Regions from separate parts of the Homo sapiens genome. Here region 1 is linked to region 2. The links are chromatin contacts, found by Hi-C or POLR2A ChIA-PET in ENCODE. All regions are on one chromosome and are shown on one strand. Each heading gives the region's core, a stretch centred on a gene start or an enhancer-like site at or near the end of the contact. The rest is flanking DNA. Distances are from core to core; before and after follow the strand shown.

Evidence for each region. A loop is a pair of places that touch in the nucleus more often than their neighbours do. ChIA-PET counts read pairs that join two places held with the same protein, here RNA polymerase II (POLR2A). Pooled maps may share reads with other maps.
Region 1: a loop to region 2 is called in a pooled map, with 5 times the contacts of the local background. The contact joins the enhancer-like site here to the promoter of USP8 in region 2. A Hi-C loop is called at or near these places in 1 of 168 maps with a recorded cell type or tissue (ascending aorta) and 7 of 50 pooled maps. POLR2A ChIA-PET finds 5 or more read pairs at or near these places in 2 of 52 experiments (PC-9 and naive thymus-derived CD4-positive, alpha-beta T cell).

Annotation. Positions count from the first base shown.
Region 1 is chr15:51,074,790-51,081,595 of GRCh38, forward strand. The region is part of intron 1 of TNFAIP8L3 (TNF alpha induced protein 8 like 3); the gene reads right to left. All of the region lies in intron 1 of MIR4713HG (MIR4713 host gene), which reads left to right. Among named protein-coding and RNA genes, the nearest start is that of TNFAIP8L3, 17 kb to the right of the region's middle. RefSeq lists enhancers at 1,982-2,538, 2,803-3,097, 4,144-4,303. Within about 2 kb of position 2,537, at least 21 of the 41 ENCODE cell types and tissues checked have a DNase peak (open chromatin) inside an H3K27ac peak, as active enhancers do; they include ascending aorta, where a contact is called at or near this core.
Region 2 is chr15:50,421,976-50,429,054 of GRCh38, forward strand. It overlaps USP8 (ubiquitin specific peptidase 8), which reads left to right and starts at 2,430. Exons shown (of 20, transcript NM_005154.5): 1 at 2,430-2,539. RefSeq lists enhancers at 1,253-2,249, 2,288-2,677 and a silencer at 2,128-2,177.

The sequences.
Region 1 (6,806 bases), core at 1,287-3,786, 650 kb after region 2:
CAGGTGGAAGAGGCACAGCTGACAGGTTGTTTGTTGCCGCTGAAGGTCCCCTCCCACCATGAGCCCCTGGCCAACCCTTATATCCCTCTTGTCAGGGAGGCTGGCCCTCACACCTAGCTCAGTGGTAGCCCTGTTCCTGTGCTGCACTGCGACTGGCCATCTACTTTCCGCATCCGGTGCTGAGTTCTTAGGGATTGATGCTCAGAAGACCTGTGAATCCCCATAAGCAGAACTGCCTACTATGCAGAAGTTACTCAGTATATGTCTTGTATATATGTCTCAGTAAATGAATGACTGATGAATGATTTTAGCGTGTTTGTTCTTGTTCTTTGAGGCTCAGATTCCATCAGTTCAGGACCCACACCTGGAAGGAGGTGCATATTCACAATGTGCAGGTGGAACTGAATGTACTCAAATGCCTTCTGAACTAAGCACAAGGTCCACCCTTTGCCTTTCATACGGAGCTATCTGCTTGGCCCACTTGGGTTCTGCCTGTCTTTGACCCAACAACAGCAGCATCACCTGGGGGCCAGAGGGATTGCCCACCATGCTCTCAGTGTTCAGTTCCAGCAGTAAACCCTTTCTCCATGGCAGAAGCACCCCTCCTTCCTGCCACCCCTGGAGCCTCCCCATTTACGCCCCTTCACACTCATGAGCTATTTTAATATACTCAGGAGCTGTCGGGCTTGGAATAGCACAGTCCACGTTCTGTCTCTCTGGGCAATCCTCTCTCTCTCTGCTGGCAGCTCCCAAACTTTCTCTACCACGGCAGGCACCCAAGAACTCAGGCTCAGAACACCAGACTGCTAACAAGGACACCAGTAGGATGCCACATTCAGAGCCATGGGAGCATGCCAACACCGTAATATGTGAAATTAGTAAACAGTCTAATGCAATAAAAATGTCAGTCTTTGGAATGCTGTAATTTTTGGAGGATGGATGCAGAACCTAAAATGTGCAAAACAATAAAATGGAACAAACTCGTCTATCTTGGAAAAAAGAAACAAAACATGGCCTGTGACAGTGGACTGAGGCTACTGGAAGGTGCTCTAATTAATTAATGTAGTAACATGTAAACCCTCAGCTTAGTGAGCTTAACAACAACTAGACAAACTGTTAGCTGTACTTGAGAGGTCAGAACACACGAGGGAGAAGAAACCAGAAGGTACTTCTGTATGGGAGATGATTTGGCAGACAGCATTATGGCTTCCTCAGTGTTCTACTTGATTTTTTTTTTAGTGAAATATGAATCCTGAACAATGACATTTTTGGATTTCAGTCAATCTGAATGCGGAACAGCAGGAAAGGGACATGTAATATATTGCTTATAATCTCCCTTACATATACTCTGTAGTAAAACTGGTTTTGTTTACGGATTTAAGACAAGTCAAGCCACATTTTTAATATCTGCTGGTGTCATGGTCAATATCTGGCCTGTGGAATGACAGTGTTGAGGGATGTTGTTAGCAGATGGGAGGTGGGATGACACCCGCAAGATCTCCTGAGGTTGGGCTCCTAAGCTCTGCTGGGACCGCTACTGTGATGGAACCACTCTGAGTCCAGGGGGAATCCCATTCACATCACGTAATGGGAGGGGCCAACTAGCTGTGGAGGCTTAACTTCCTGGAAGTTTCTCAGAAATGTGACTTTCTCTCAGGCTTCCTTTCTAAATTAAACTCTAAGGCCACAAATGGCTAAGAATAGAATTTTTTATACTTCATGGTAACGTAAAGAAGTACCACCAAAAGGTTTCACTGTTTTCCAACCAAATCACCAGGTGTGGTCACTCAAAGATGCTGAGAATGGCTGTCCTGCACAATCAAGATGCCAGGGTGTATCCATGGAGTAGCTAGCTCCTCGGATACAGGGAAAACGAGAGAGCCCAGTCCTGGTCCTGACTTTTGCCACTGAGCCAGCAGCAGGAAGTGGAAGACAGAGCCCGGCCTCCAGCCCTGCCCTGCCCCTGCCACCCCCAGCGCACTCACTGTGTGCCATGGGCCCATCTCTTTACCTGCTGGTTTCTGGGTCTGTTAAATGAGAAAGCAGACTAGAAGATTCTGCTAATTTGCTTTCTCAATTTAATAGTAACCCCTTAAGTATGATAAATTGAATTTTTGTCATCATCTGGGCACGCATCAGATGTGCGCTGATGCCTGTGGAGAGGTCCTCCGCGTTCCTCCTCTCCCGTGCTGGATTCCTGCCGCCCCCCATTCTACTCCCGCCATTCTTCGTAAATGGAATCCTCCTGCTTCTTTCTCACTGTGTAACACCTGGGGCATCGACCTTGGAGCCTCCAGCTTTCCTTATCTGTGACTTCCCTCCAAAATGCTGCTCCCTCCCCTGTTTCCCTGGGGCCCTTGACTCCTCCATTAGACCTCAGCCTCCTCTGTCAGTCCTTGGCCTGTGCTCGCCACAGAGCGTGCGGTCAGCAGGCGTCATGCTGGCTCTCCCCAAGGCCTCTTCCTGTGTTGGCCTCAGTGCCCACAGACCAAACCACAGACTGCCAGGCCCCCAGGCCCCGGCAGGCCGCCCTGTGCTGACGTAGCTGTGGGTGGGACTCGTGTCCGAAACCTCAAGGCCAGCCCTTCCCGCTGGTCCCATATCCCAGCTGCCCCGCCTGTCTCCCCAGCCTCTCATCCCGCTTTGCTCAGCGCAGCTCCTCCCTAAGCCAAGCACGCCCTGCTGCCCACCCCGCTCCCATCTTATGCAAGGGGGCCTAGTCAAGGAACCCCCACCTGGCTTCAATTGTTTGTACCCTGGCAGTTCCGAGAGGGGAGACCTTTGATAGAGACAGGAGACAGCCAAGGGGTCCCTTGCAAAACACCCCATTCAAGCCTAAAACAGTCTGAAAGCTGAAAGACCCGACTGCCGGTCCCGTAAGAAACCCGCAACCCAGAGGGAGAACACCCTTGTCTGCCCTCCCTTCCCCGACAGCTTCTCGCTTAATAATATGCACATGCGCACTGGGGGAACAGGGGGCGGAGCCTCAGGATTTCGCGCCTTGGGCAGGGGGAGGAGCCTGGACTCCAGCTCGAGTGTGCTGGCCTGGAATTCAGTCTGTGAGGTGGAAGCCTGTTAGCAGGACCACTTATTTTTTTCTCCGAGAGCTTTCTTTTAATAAATTCTGCTCCCCTCACCTTTCAATGTGTCTGCGGACCTCATCTTTCCTGGTCATGTGACAAGAACCCCGTTTTAGCTGAACTAAGGGGCAAAAACTTCTGCATCACCTTAACTGTCGTGTTCACCGTGGCGTCCCTGACATGTGCTAGGAACTCAATAATATACATTTAAACCTCAAAAAATAAATAGTGATTGGGCAGCCCCGGAAGAGGCCTGAGGAGGGAATGGCCACGGCAGGACAGAGGAGCTGTGGTTTTATTCTTCCCTGGCTTTCACCACAGACTCCTTGGTAACCGCTCTCACCAAGGTCACCAAATAATCTTGTAATTGGCCCTGAGGAGTGTTTGGAAACATGGGAGGGCATTTTCGGTTGTCACAAATATAAGCGGGGGCGGGGGGTTCTAAAGGCTGTTTCCGGGGGGCAGATATGCTAACTACTTGTAATCCTGGAACGCTGAGGGCACCCCGATACACACGGCTTACCTGGTCACCAGCAGCAGGGGACCCTCTGTTGGTCTTGCTTTCCTAACCCCACCTCTTCTGGCCCTCCTTAGCCTCCTCCAGGCCTCCTCCTCCTCTGTCTATGCTTCATGTCTGGGTGTCCTCCTGAGCTCACTCAGGGTCCTCTTCTCTCGCTAGACACTTCCCAAGTGTGAGATGCCACCCCTGTCCCATGGACTGACCCCTGCCCCGCATGTTCCCCAGTCCAGGGGACTCTCCCATCCATAACTGCTTGCCTGATCCCTCCCCCTCCACATTCAACATTTCTCTCAGCTCCTTTCTCCAACCCTCCTGAAGTCCTCTCCTTGTATGATACGTGACTCTGCCACCGGCCTGTGTCCAGACAAGAACCTGGGGACCATCCTTGCCTTATTTCTCTCCCTCACCTCCCATATCTAACGAGGCCTCCGACTGTCTATTCAGCTTCTGTAACATCTTTAAATGCACCTGCCTTCCTCTGCCTCTCTTTCGCTACCTCAGTACAGACCCTCATGGTTTCTTCCCCGAATGCTTGTCTGTCTCCTTGCTCATCTCTCTACCCCAGCTACTGTTCTATTTTCCACACCAGGCTGACAGCAGGCTTCGATGATGCTGCTCCTCTAGAAAAGGCCTTGAGGGGATTCCCATAACCTTCAAGACAGCCCAGACAACTCTTTAGCATGGCACACCAGGCCACTGAACTGACATCTGTCTTCTCTTCACCCTCTACAAACCCTAAGCTCCCAGCTCCAGGCCACAGGCAGGTCTCACCTGCACCAGGCCTGGGTCCCCTTGCACTTTTGCATTTTCTGTCCCTGTGCTGGGACACTGACCTCTTACTCTCTTCCCAGCCCAATTCCTGCTTAGCTTCCAGGGCTCCATTTGAATGACTTCTGACTTCTAGGCAATTTCTTTTTGCAATCACCTGCCCTGTCACTTATCACCTTGTGGAGCAATCAGTCATCCACTAGCTGGATGAGGAATTTTATCACCCACTGGTCTGTGAACTCCTTGAGGGCAGGGACCAAGGCTTATTTATCTGGGCAACTGTAGCTAGGGACTGAAACAGAGAATGTTCATTGCTTGAATGCATGGCTCTCACTCATGACATTTTATTGAAATGCATTCACACTCATGTCAGGAACAATAATGATAATGAGAGCTGGCATGTCCTCCAACCAGGGGCCTGAGACACTCTCACCTGGGAATGGTTGCCACATCACTCACCAGGTTGCTCTGTCACTTCTTTTCTTTTTATTAAGAAAATTATTTTCAAAGTAATACAGGGTACAATTATTTAAAAAGTCAAATCAGACTGAGCATGGTGGCTCATGCCTGTAATCTCAGCACTTTGGAGGCCAATGTGGGAGGTTCACTTGAGGCTAGGAGTTCGAGGCTGCAGTGAGCTATGATCATGCCACTGCACTCTGCACTCCAGCCTGGGTGACAGAGCAAGACTTTGTCTCAAAAAAAAAAAAAAAAAAAAAAAAGAAAGAAAGAAAAAAAAGAAAAGTCATTCCACAAGGGAGGCTTATAACATGATGTAGCATCCCCAGCACACCTCTGATGCTAGCTACTTACAGACAAAATAGTTTAAACTATTTTAGCTGTTTCAATGAATAATTACCTCTCTATATTTAAATTACATGCTTACACTGTTAATTCTTGATTTTATTTGCTTTTAACTGTCTACTACAGAAGGTGAAAACTTAGCTTTCTTTCCCATTCATTTCTCCTTCCACCTTCCAATTTGCTTCTCTTTCAACATTTGGTTAAATCAAACTTCAGCGATGACATTACTATGATTTAGCTATCATTCATAGCCAAGTCATGTAGTGTCCTATAACTTCCATGCCTGCATTTCCTTTCTTATTCATCTTGTTTTCCCAGGAGTTAAACACTATTTTTTAATCTCCTGGTTAGTTTTTTATCTGTCTAGTGCAAATTCATTCCTAAAGTTCGTAGCAGAATAGAAAGTTCTTCTCAATAGGTTCAAACACATCAACTAATCAACTGCTTCCACTTTTTTTTTTTCTTGGAGATATCTCTGGCAGCCCTCTGTCCCCCAACTCAAGTCTGGGCATGTTTCTCTTGATGCCTGACACACGTAGTCATCCTGGGTCCTCCCTTCACTCTTTACCCCTTCTCTCCTGTGTCCATCTCCTGTTTCTTGGATCTCACAACTCCTTTTTCTTAATTTGGTCCTCGGTTCAGTGGAGCACTTGGTCTAGCACAGACTTCGGCAAACCGCCTTAAAGAGCCACAGAGTAAAGGAGAAAAAGGCAAAATAGAGGATATTGTATAGGTACTTAAATAACCATGTAAAGTGTAAATAACCATGTAAGGTGTACTTAAAAATGGAAACACAAAAACAGGTGGCAGGCCAGATTTGGCCTGGGGGCCTCAGTTGGCTGCCGCCTGAGTAAGCAGCTATCTCAGGAAGAGGACATGATAAAGTCATTTTTTGGTATCTAACATATCATACAATGACTTTATTCCAACCACACCCTTGATGGATGGTTTGCCTTGGTCTAGAGCTCTATGTTGGAAATCATTTGCCTTGAGAATTCAAAGGCAGGGCATCATTGTTGTCTAAAGTTCAGTGTTGCTATTTAGAAAACTAGTATACATTGGTAAGGGCCTGTTTTTTTTCTCTCTGGAAGCTTTTAAGATTTTTGCTTCGTGACTTAACTCCAGGAATGGCCACAAGACTTGGCTTTTTCACTGCCTTAGTCCCTCTAACACTCAGGAGGGCTTGTGGGGGTGGGTGGGGGCCCAAGGCAGTGGAAACGGAGAGCAGCATCTGGGCCTGAGATGGGCTAGGGAAGGGAAGACATCTCAGGTGAGGCAGAGAGCTGGGACCAGGGAGATGGGGAGGACAGGGTGAAGTCAGGAGGAGATATTAAGCTTCTGGAGTGTGGACAAGATGGGTAGGGCCCATGGGGGGCCCAGCTTTTCTGGAAGTTTTAGATTCTTTGAGCTTAAAAGAGGCTACCCTCCAGGTGGAGGGGCTCAAGAAAGCTGGGGCAGCCATGACGGGACTCAGTGACTCATGAGAGAATGGACTTGTCCTACAGCACTCCTGTCATGTGCCCCATGACTCCCTGAACCACTGACCAGCTGCTCTTGGCCCTCACCTGGCCTTGATTCCACCTGTGTGCTGTCTTAGCACCAACCTCCACCCTCTTCACATGCTGCTCAGACCT
Region 2 (7,079 bases), core at 1,180-3,679:
CTAATCCCCACCACTCTTAAACAAATCTAATCAGTTTTATGTATATTATATATGTATATTGCTGTGCTTCTCCTTCCTGCCTGACCCTGCAAGACCCCTGTCTCAGTCTCTCTCAACATGTCTGAAGGACTCGAGGGCAGGTGTCAAAGGTGAAGGCCCTCATCTGGATTTAATGTCCTGGACCTTGAAACAGCAGCTAGTGTTTTGAGCTCTAAGCTAACACTTTGGACTTTCTTTTTTTTTTCGAGATGGAGTCTTGCTCTGTCGCCCAGGCTGGAGTGCAGTGGCACCATCTCGGCTCACTGCAAGCTCCACCTCTCGGGTTCACGCCATTCTCCTGCCTCAGCCTCCTGAGTAGCTGGGACTACAGGCGCCCTCCACCACGCCTGGCTAATTTTTTGTATTTTTAGCAGAGATGGGGTTTCACCGTGTTAGCCAGGATGGTCTCGATCTCCTGACCTCGTGATCCGTCCGCCTTGGCCTCCCAAAGTGCTGGGATTACAGGCATGAACCACCGCGCCTGGCCACATTTTGGACTTTCAGTCATGTTTTCTTTCCCCAATGAAATAGAAAAGTTTTATTTCAAAGAGGAAAAGGGTGCAACAGCTGCAACATACATAAAACCTATTTAGTTTTACTTGGGAGTGGGAATCAGGAAACCTGGGTTCTGTTTTTGACTTAGTTTGGATAAAGAAGGGTAGTTAAGCTGTCCTTATGTCTCTTACCAAATGGAGAAAATACTGCTGTAGTTCACAGCAATTTGGGGAGTTTTAGATTCTATGGAAAATGGAAATCCTATTTGTAACTTAGATTTTTTCTTTGGAGAAGGAGTCTCGCTCTGTTGCCCAGGCTGGAGTGCAGTGGCACGATCTCGGCTCACTGCAACCTCCACCTTCCAGGTTCAAGCGATTCACTGACTCAGCCTCCTCAGTAGCTGGGATTACAGGCACGCGCCACCATGCCCAGCTAATGTTTGTATTTTTAGTAGAGACCAGGTTTTGCCATTTTGGCCAGGCTGGTCTCAAACTCCTGACCTCAAGTGATCTGCCCACCTTGGCCTCCCAAAGTGCTGGGATTACAGGCGTGAGCTACCGCTCCCGGTCTAATTTTTAAATTTTTGTTTTGTAGAGATGAGGGTCTCCCTTTGTTGCTCAAGCTGGTCTCTGTCTCTTGGGATCAAGGGATCCTCCTGCCTCAGCCTCCCAAAGTGCTGGGATTACAGGCCTGGGCCACTGCAACCTGGCCTTCATCACAAATTCATTGAACACACTTTCTTTATTTTATCCTTTTTTATTTTTAAAAATTTTTATTTCAGTAGTTTTGGAGGAACAGGTTGCATGGAAAAGTTCTTTAGTGGTCATTTCTGAGATTTTGGTGCACCCATCACCCGAGCAGTGTACACTGTACCATGTGGCACACACTTTCACTTAAAGCATTTACTAGACCTCGCTAGCCAGATTTCCCATCCCTGAGACACCTGGAATGTTCCTGAGGACTTAGTGACTACTGCCTAAAGCTCCACCCAAGTCAATTTTATGTTTACAGGCAACCGGAGCATCCAATCACCTTTCTCTAAGAGAGTACAAAGATCAGCTCGCGAGAAAGTTCAGACGTCTCATTTCGTTTCTATTACACGGGGCCTTCGCCCAACCAGACGGAGTCTTGCTCTGCTGCCCAGGCTGGAGTGCAGTAGCGCGATCTCGGCTCATTGCAACCTTCGCTCCCCGGGTTTAAGCAATTCTCCTGCCTCAGCCACTGGAGTAGCTAGGATTACAGGCGCACGCCACCACGCCAAGCTAATTTTTTGTATTCTTAATAGAGACGGGGGTTTCACCATGTTGGCCAGGCTGGTCTCGAACTCCTGACCTCATCATTTGCCCGCCTCGGCCTCCCAAAGCGCTGGGATTACAGGCGTGAGCCACCGTGCCCAGCCTCGCCGGGGCCTTTTAAGTGACGTTAAAAATTGTACATAAAATATGTTTTAGGATAATACTTGTTTTTCTTTGACCAAAGGCTTGGCTTCAGAGAATGTTTAGCCAGAAATAGAGGGGCGTTAAATCCCCTTTTTTCTAATTTCCAATCTGAGGAGGAAAATAACGTAGTAAAGGGACGCAAGAGCAACCTTGCTTCTTCCACAACAAGGCCCAGGCGCCGCCTTGCAACCCGGAAATGCAGGGTGCAGTGCGGGGGGTAAGGGACCGGCCAACTATGTTGACCCGACTCAGAGAAACCCCGCCCTTGCCGCCACCGCCCACCCATAACGTCCTCCTCGACCCTCCCTCGACCATCCCTCGCCCCGCGGCCCTCACCGAAAAGGGGAGGGCGGTGGAAGAGAGAGGAGTCAAGGGAGCGCACGCGAAGCCCCGCCCCTGCCGTGACGTCTGGAGACGCGACGCGTCGCCTCGCAATGCAAATCGGGAAAAGGGGGTGAGCTGGGCTGGCTTCCGTCCTGGTAGCCAAGGCTAATTCTCCCTCGAGTTCTTGGGAGATGGGCATTTGGCGAGAAGGCTGGCGTTAGTGAAGCGCGCCCGGCGTCACGGTGAGTGCGGGTCTTGGGCCCTAGCACCTGTTCTCTGGGAAGTCGTCCGCTGTGAACGATGAACGCCTTTCCTTCCACCAGCTGCTGGTTACCCCGGAGACAAGCTCTGTCCGCGGAGAGGAGTGGGACAACTCCTAAAGGTAGAATCAGCTTGTGGAGAGGAAAGGCCCAACCTTGAGTCTTTTACGCCATCTACCTAGGATTGCCAAGCGAGTTTCGTGTGTTTTTTTGGTTTTAAAAGGTGGCTTTGACCAATCTTCCGTTCTCTTGGACACTTATACCCGACTTTGACCTCTTTCCTCTTGCTTCCGGTTTTTTTTTTTTTCTGCAATCTGCCTACAATCCCAGGCCTTACTGTAGCTCCTAAAACTGTTTCCCAGTTTCTCTTCTTCCCCAGTCACACTTGATTTTAGTGAAGTTTGAGTTTAAAGACCCTATAAGCTTGTCAGAGTTAAAACTATGACTTCCTCAAATAGAAGATTTTTTTTTTTTCCCCTAAAAAGTGCCTTCCATCCTAGAGTTGTGGGACAAGTTAATTTCACCGCCACTCCACCTTGGAAATTATCAGAATCCTTACTAGCAGTGATGTGCATTATAAAGCTGCAGACCACCCTCCTGGGTTTATTTCTTGCCTCCAGTTCATTCTGTGACCTTGAACAAGTCACTTAATCACTAACAAAAAATTTACCTGACACGGAGGTGTTGCAGAGCCTAAGGAATTTAGTATTTGTTAAGAGACCTGAGGGTTTCAGATGAAAGGGATTTATATCTAAAGGATGTTACCTTTTCTGAATCTGCAAAGCATCGTTAGTTTTGTAAATATCTTGCTGCAGCCATTAAAAATGCCAAGTGGTATTTGTTAAGGAAGTATTCCTGTTTTAGGCTTGCTCTGCTGCGGCTTTGCTATGTAAGCAGATTTTTGCATTTCAGCCGATTCTGTTTAAGATTCGTTGGTGAATGTCATTCATGATGGATTTGGGTAGTTTCTCCTTACAGCATATCCCTGGACTATTAAGCATATCTGGAAGGTGATATCGGTTGTGTTATGTCTTTATCATGTTGATATGGCTGCTTTGAAATATGTATTCCTTTTCTTGTGACACATTGGATGCATCTTTAATATTAGTGAAGACCCTGTAGTAGTTTAAAAAAAAAATACACCTCTCATTAATGAAATTTTGCACATAGACATCTGTTTTTTTAAGAAAACAATGTATAAGAAAAACTAACAAAAATGTTTTAAAGGTGCCTTTTTTAGCATTTCGTTTTTTAATATATTTACTTGGACTTTAATCTTTATGGGCATTTGTTTATTAATGTGGACGTGGCTGGGCGCAGTGGCTCACATCTGTAATCCTAGCACTTTGGGAGGCGGAGGTGGGCGGATCACTGAGGTCAGGAGTTCGAGATCAGCCTGGCCAACATGGCGAAACCCGGTCTCTACTAAAAATACAAAATTAGCTGGGCGTGGTGGTGCACGCCTGTAGTCCCAGCTACTCTGGAGGCTGAGGCAGGAGAATCGCTTGAACCTGGAAAGCGAAGGTTGCAGTGAGCCGAGATTGCGTCATTGCACTCCAGCCTGGGTGACAAGAGCAAAACTCCGTCTCAAAAAATAAAAAATAAAAAGCGTGGACATAATGGAAAATAATCAAAATGACTTTTGGGTAAGACAGTTGGAAAATAAAGCCAGTACATTAAATTTTTTTCATAAGTCTAGCACTATATTACGAACTTTTCTCCATGAAAATGCACTCATATTTATGGAAGTGAAAGGAAAAAAATGTCTTCAGGTATGTGTTGCTAATAAAATTAGATATAATTAAGGAAACATTTAAAAAATACCTTGTTGTTGTCCCAGTTACCTATTGCTGCATAACAAATCACTCCAAAACATAGTGACTTAAAACTGTAATTTAGTATCTCTCCTGTTTCTCTGGCCTGCCTGGACTTAGCTAAGTGGTTTTCACCTAGAGTTTAATGCGTTTGTATTCAGATAAGCAGCTGAGTTTGGAGTCAACCGAGAGCTCAGCTGGTCTGGACATCCAAAATGGCTAATTCACGTGAAGGCGTTTGATGTTGGCTAGGAGTTCAGCTGGAAATGTCAACTGGAATGCCCACACATAGCCTCTTCACGTGACTTGAACAGTATGGCGGCTAGGTTCCGAGAATACATGTTTGAGGAGTCAGGAAGTAGAAGCTGCCAGTCTCCCAAAAAGCCTGAGCCCAGAAATTCGCACAACATTACTTCCAACATACTCTGTTGGTTAGAGCAAAGACCAGCGTACAACCCTCACCTTTGAAAGGAAAAATGTCAAAGAATTTGTGGCCGTGCTTTGCCTACTATAATTTTGATGACAAAGTTGTATTGGACTCTTGTTTGCATTTATATAGCAGATGAAGAATCAGGTACACTTCCAATTTCCAGTTTCTTTCTTTCTTCTTCTTCTTTTTTTTTTTTTGAGATGGAGTCTTGCTCTGTTGTCAGCCTGGAGTGCAGTGTACGATCTCAGCTCACTGCAACCTCTGCCTCCTGGGTTCACGCCATTCTCCTGCCTCAGCCTCCCGAGTAGCATGTCACCAAGCCCAGCTAATTTTTGTATTTTTAGTAGAGATGGGGTTTCACCATGTTGGCCAGGATGATCTTGATCTCTTGACCTGTGATCCACCTGCCTCAACCTCCGAAAGTGCTGGAATTACAGGCGTGAGCCACCGCGCCTGACCCATTTCCAATTTCTTTAACCGTAATACTTTATGTTGTAATGGCATATTACAGTTTTCAAAGCATGTTTTTGTATATTTTTTCACTTGATACCTATGGTCACCCTATAGAAGCAGACAAATAGTTCCTATTTCATTTTGCAGATGAAAGTAAACTGAAGAGTGGTGGTGGTATTGGGAGTGATTTACGGAATTTGTTCAAAGTCATATGATTAATAAATGGAAAGTAAGGCCTGCAACAGTTCCATAATATTAAATTTATTAGTACTGAATGATGAAATATTATATTAAACTTATTTGGAATTCTACATTTATAGCCGTACTAATTTTTTTTTTTTTTTTTTTTTTGAGACGGAGTCTTGCTCTGTCTTCTAGGCTGGAGTGCAGTGGTGAGTTCTCGGCTCACTGAAATGTCCGCCTCCTGGGTTTAAGCAATTCTGCTTCAGCCTCCCGAGTAGCTGGGACTATAGGCACCTGCCACCATGCCCGGCTAATTTTTGTATTTTAGTAGAGATGGGGTTTTGCCATGTTGGCCAGGCTGGTCTTGAACTCCTGACCTCAGGTGATCTGCCCGCCTCAGCCTCCCAAAGTGCTGGGATTATAGCCGTGAGCCACCATACCTGGCCCTTTTTTTTTTTAAACTGAGACAAGGTCTTGCTCTGTCACCCAGGCTGGAGTGCAGTGGCATGACCTTGGCTCACTGTAACCTCTGCTTCCTGGGCTCAAGTGATCCTCCTGCCTCAGCCTCCCAAGTAGCTAGGACTGCAGGCACACGCCAGCACACCTGACTAATACCATACTAATTCAAGTAAAACAGTTCTCATGTATAGTGAATAAGGGTTAACTAAGCCTTGTCTCTTTTGACTAACACATTACAATTTAGTTTTTTGTTTGTTTGTTTTTGAGAGGGAGTCTTGCTCTGTCACCTAGGCTGGATGCAGTGGCATGATCTCGGCTCACTGCACCCTCCGTCTGATGGGTTCAAGCAATTCTCCTGCCTCAGCCTCCCAAGTAGCTGGGATCACAGGCATATGCCGCCACGCCCAGCTAATTTTTTGTGTTTTAGTAGAGATGGGGTTTCACTGTGTTGCCCAGGCTGGTCACGAACTCCTGAGCTCAGGCAATCCACCTGCCTCGGCCTCCCAAAGTGCTGGGATTACAGGCGTTAGCTACCACGCCGGGCCTACAATTTAGTTTTTAATAATGCAGCAGTCTTCCTCTTATCTGCAGGGGATATGTTTCAAGACCTCCAATGAATGCCTGAAACCACAGATAGTACTGAACCCTATATATACTATGTTTTCCCTATATATACATTTTTATGATAAAGTTTAACTTATAAATTAGTAACAAGAGATTAACAACAATAACTAATAATAAAATAGAATAATTACAACAATATAGTGTAATAAAAGTTATGCCCTGTGGCCATAACTTGTGCAACTTGAGGTGTGACAGCAAAACTAGCACAAATTTCTTTTTCCTTCATAATTTTGCAGATAAAAGATCTTACCATAGATCTTAGCAACCTCAGCATGAGGTTTTTGGTTTTTTTTCTTATTAGGTTGAGAACTTTCACCTTTTTGCTTAAAGGAAGCAGTTTACAACTTCTTTTTGACATACGTGAATCTCTGCTTTTACACTTTGAAGCCATGATTAAGTAAAATGAGGGTTACTTGAACACAAGCACTGTAATACTGCTATAGTCAGTCTGGTAACTGAGACGGCCACTTAGTGATTAACAGGCAGGTAGCATCTACAGTGTGGATACACTGGACAAAGGGATGATTCATGTCACAGACTGGGCGAAGTGAGGTGGTGC